Linked DNA regions of Mus musculus: region 2 is linked to region 1. A link is a loop called in an ENCODE intact Hi-C map of the cell type or tissue named here. Cell type or tissue: left cerebral cortex. All regions are shown on one strand.

What was found. Peaks named below come from ENCODE experiments on the same cell type or tissue, not always from the same donor. Only the 100,000 strongest peaks of a DNase experiment are listed, where the experiment ranks them.
Region 2: a loop joins it to region 1, with 4 times the contacts of the local background. A loop is called at or near these places in 9 of 42 quality-filtered maps.

Annotation. Positions count from the first base shown.
Region 1 is chr5:34,096,202-34,098,701 of GRCm38, reverse strand. The region is part of intron 15 of Poln (DNA polymerase N); the gene reads left to right. Among named protein-coding and RNA genes, the nearest start is that of 4930557J02Rik, 21 kb to the left of the region's middle. In left cerebral cortex, a CTCF peak has its summit at 1,169 (motif pointing left); a DNase peak (open chromatin) is centred at 1,157.
Region 2 is chr5:34,190,876-34,193,375 of GRCm38, reverse strand. No RefSeq gene overlaps it. Among named protein-coding and RNA genes, the nearest start is that of Mxd4, 4.4 kb to the right of the region's middle. In left cerebral cortex, a CTCF peak has its summit at 1,293 (motif pointing right); DNase peaks (open chromatin) are centred at 1,383 and 2,155; H3K27ac peaks cover 454 bases.

The DNA of each region.
Region 1 (2,500 bases):
TACATTTTATTGTCTCTTCATCACCTGAACAGCATTTAGACTGTATCTATTTCCTAGTTACGGTGACTAGAGCCACAGTGAGCATGGCTGAGCAAGTGTCTGTGGAGGAGACTGTTGAGTCCTTTGGGCATATGCCTAGAGTTAGTATAGCTGAGTCATGTGACAGATTAATTTTAGCTTATTGAGGTTCTCCACGTTGATTTCCAGAGGCTGGACCAATTTGCAATCCCAACAGTGAACAAAGGTTCCCTTCCCCTCCATGTCCTCTCCAGCATTTGTTGTCAGTTATTTTGTTGATCTTTGTCAGTCAATAAATGTTCTTAACTGCTTCACTAATTCTGAAGTCACTGACTAATATTTTAAAAAATCAGTTGTAACTGCAATAGTTTCAGAAATTTGTTTTTTTTTTCACATATATCCCTCCCAAGAGAAAGTCTCTGCTACCAGCTGAAGTCATTTCTACCCATTTCTGTGTGACTCTGCTTCTAGTGACAGAAAGTGTAAAGTGCTTTGTCTTTTGGTTCCCCTGCATCTTTTTCCATATTTTGACATTTCAATGAAGTAATAATAGGTTATGGTTTATTCAAAATTACAAAAACATTGATTTTTAATTGATTGTGCTGAAATTTCATCATTGTATGTAACATAATCACATTGGCACATTTTTTTTTTACAGTAGCTGTTTAAAAGTGTGGTTAGAAAATGTTGCCAGGCCTGGTGGCTCACGCCTTTAATCCCAGCACAGGGAGGCAGAGGCAGGCAGATCTCTATGAGTTTGAAGCCAATCTGGTCTACAGAGTGAGTTCCAGGACAGCCAGAGCTATGTAGTGAGGCCATTGAGAGAGGGAGATATAGAGGGAGAGGGAGAGGAGAAAAGACAAACCATTTGTATGGTCTTGGTGCTGCATCTTTGGGTTGTTTTTTTTTTTTTTTTTCCCCATGTGACTTGAGATTTTCCTACTTCTTTGTGCCAGGGAATTTGAGGTTATTTGCTAGACATTTGCAAAGTTTGAGTCTTATTTTGAAAATCCACTAAAATGGTGATGCTTTTGTTTTAGTTCCAGTGGCCTGGTTATGCTTTTTCAAGTTCTGGTGGCTGTGGTGCCACTTTATCCTGCTCTCAGTCTTTGAGGCACCATTTAGAAAGTTTCACATGACAGCCACCCAGTGGTCAATCTAGGAATTAACCAAACAGGATTGAATGAGCCTAGACAGGTACAGCTGATCTAGGGTTCTTTTTTTTTTTTTTTTTGAGCTGCTGTCTTTCTGGGGTTTCTCTCATTGTTTCTGGATCTTTGGCGATCTCTTTTCTTGGTCTTCTAACCAGAAACCTGAGGTGTTAATAATCTGGAGTTACTGGACTCTCTGCCACTAATCATACGTAGAGTACCAAGCATCCCGATGCTCGAGGGGAACAAATGATAGACTTGCTGCATGTTTGGGAATGTTTCGGGTTCTGGTCTGCTTCTCTAGTCTGTGTCCTGCTCTAATTTATCAGCATACTGTCTAGTTTTCATAGCTGTATTCAGTGGAATGTATTCACTGTATCTCACTATATCTTACCAGGAGCAAAAACTCACATTTTTTTTTCATTTTTAAAATTAAAAAAAATTTTTTTAATGACGAAAACAAAAATATACCTAAAAGCAAAGCTTCTGGAAAAACTATCTTGTATCACTCCTCAAACCTGACTCCCTCCTGACCTTGTGTTTCAAAGCTGGGTCTCTGAATACACCCTTGTTGACAACAGTCCTACCCAAGGGGATATCCAGAGTACCTCATGGGCATGAGCTGGTTGTAGTTACAAACTTTCACAAAGGACTTGATCATGGCAGCTGTCACTTTTCAGGGATAGCGGTCAATTCCAGCTACCAGGGCATGGCTGTAAGGGCGGTCTGAGGTGCCCTCATCAGTGTTCTTCATGATGATGGCTTTTCGTCCAGAGTAGTGTCCAGCTAGGATCAGCATCACTTTCCTCAGTTTCATGGACTTGCCCATTTCAACAGGAAGCAGATGGCACCCAGCAGAAAGGAAAGAAGCTATTTTTTCCATTTTTAATAGCATTATTGAGGCAAATTTAATATACCAGAAACTTCATATGTTACAAACAGTTTGATGAATTGTGATGTATACATTCAACCATGAAACTTTCCTGACAATCAAAATAGTGACCATAGCTATGACCTGGAATATCTTTGTTACCCCTAACAATGTCTCCCCTCAACCTATGTGTGTGTCCCAGTTTTGTCACTATAGATCACTTACATTTCCAGGAAGCTCATATTGATGGAGTCACATAGTGTTTCCTTTTCTTCTGACCTGTTTGGCAGACTTATTATATTCAGATTCATGCATGTTGATTTGTGTTTTGATACTTTGTTCTTTTTTATTGCTGAGCAGTATTCCATTCAGTCTGTGCATCACAGTTCATGAATTCCTTTATCAATCTATTTGGGATTGTTTCCTGTTTGGGATGTAAATATGTACATTTGTACATGCT
Region 2 (2,500 bases), 95 kb before region 1:
TCATGAAGGTCACACAGCAGCTGAGCTTGAGCTGCGGGCCTCAAGGAGAATCCATCAAGAGGTAGACGCAGAAGTGGCCAGTGAAGTGAAAAACTCGAGAACCGATCCGAGCAAGTTGTGCTGGTATCCATCCTTGGAATTTGGGGGTTGTGCCAGCTTATGACAACCTCACTACATTTGGCAGCTGGCAGCAGGGTTCTCACTGGTCTCCGGCTACTCTCATAGCCCTGGGAAGGGACCCTCAGCCATCTCCAAAATTCCTACCTCAGATTGCAGTGGCATGCAGGAGCCCACAGGAACTCAGGGATCACACTGCCTACAGCTCTGCCTAGGAGAACCTGGCAAGCTGAGGATGGGTCTAGAGCACAGGTTGCTATGCCTGGTCTTGGGTGATAGCATGGGGAGAAGGAAGAGGAAACCACCTCTAGGTTCATGTCTGGTGTATTAGCTACTTTTCTGTTGCTATGATAAAACACCATGACCGAGTCAGATTACAGAAGACAGTTGATTTGGGCTTAAGGGTTCCAGAGGAATGAATCCATCATGGTGTGGAAGAATGGCGGAAATGACAGGCATGGTGTCAGGACAGAACTCCAAAGGCGTACATCCTTTATCACAGTATGAAGGAGAGAGAGAGAGAGAGAGAGAGAGAGAGAGAGAGAGAGAGAGAGAGAGAGAGAGAGAATTGGACATGAGTCAAGACTATAAACTTCCAAAGCCCACCTCAGTAACATACAAGGCTACACACAAGACCTTCCCACACAATGCCACCATCTAGGGACCAAGTGTTCACACATCTGAGACTGTAGGGGACAGTCTCATTTAAATCACTGTAGAGTCCCACTTTGTCACCTCCATAGGGGACTACTCAGTGCCCACTGAAATGCTTATAGGGAGTTCCACCTGTGCACGTGAGATTTTAGAGGTTGCTTTGATGCATAGGCCCCTTGCTTGAAGCTCATTTGAATAACTAACTTGTCTTCCATCCCTATCTGCCTACTCCAAGGAGCCCAGGGTAGCCCTGGATGGAAGGCAGCAAGGAGCCCAGGGTAGCCCTGGATGGAAGGCAGCATGGTATTTCCACTGCATTCTCAGCTGAGTTCTAGGCTGAGTGGAGAAAAAGTAGCCATAAGTCAGACATATAGTGACCCTGGGGCATGTGGCAGGACATGGGACTCTGAAGGACTTTTGGTGTCCTGTGGTTAGGATGGCTCTTGCGGCCACGTGAAGCATGAATTTGAAGTCTGATTTTCCTCTCCTTTCTCTGTCCTTGACCAGCCAGAATTCTAGTTCAGCCCCTAGTTGCCACCAGGGGGCAGTTCATGCCTCTTCAGGGGTGTGTGTGTGTGTGTGTGTGTGTGTGTGTGTGTGTGTGTGTGTGTGTTCCCATGCAGGAGTCTGTAACTGGCACCCTAATTCCAGACAGAATCCCAACACGGATAGATCTAGTAGCCATGCGTAGTTTTCAAGATCCTGAAGATGGGTGCAGGGCCCAGAGGGGTCTATAGCTGGCACAGTAATAGCAGAGAGCAAGGAAGACATGTCCTGGAAGCTCTGGGAGGCCAGGAGGAAGAGTCCAGGCTAGAACTGGGTACTTTTCACAGGTAGGGTTTGGGAGGAGCTAACTGCACCCTTGATTAAGAGGTTCTATGGCCTCTATGGGCCAGGTGCTGTTAGGATGTGCAGAGGAAGCTGGAGGAGGTAATAAGGACCCCAAGTCCCTATTCATGCCATCTCTTCCTCCAAAGCCTGTGATTCCTCCCAGGCACACAGGAAGCCTTGTTTGATAGCAGTGCTGACTCCCATCCGTCGCACACACAGAGCAGAGCACAGCCCCTCTGGTTCATGTCTGACCTCCAAGAAGGAGGACCCCACAGTGATATGTGTCCAGGGACAGACCCTCCACTCCACAAATCATTCACAGATACAATGAACTGATTTATTTTTAAATTTAAAAATAATATTGACATTATATTAGTTTCTATAGACAGTTGATTACATCTTGATATATTTTGGTTTTTCTTGTTTTCCTTTTGTATTCTGAACACAGTGTTTTCTTGTATGTCAAACTTTCTGGAAGGCCTCCAAGTGCTTGGAGACCAGGCCTGGTGCTTGTGACTGGCCAGCCTGGCAGCCTCAGCTCCACCCCAGATTCTGACCGGTTGTGGCTGGGTAAGCCTGCCCCTATGGGCTCCATTTCATCATGGGCGTGGCCAGGGCTTTGCAGTGCTTCCTAGGAGTGCTGTACATAATCCTTCTGTTACCCAGGCGCTGCCACTACCTAGGGTTTGTCATACACCCATCAGTGTGTCACTAAACCCCTACGAAAGCTAGGGGTTGTCATTCTTGTTTTATAGTTAGGGAAACTGAGGCTTAGAGAGCCTACCCGTCATAGCCATACAAGACTCCAGAATGGCTCTCAGGGAGGGACTCAAACGGAACCTCTATATAGTCTTCCCTGCTGTAGGCACACAACGGGCCTGTGTGTGCAGGTAGTAGA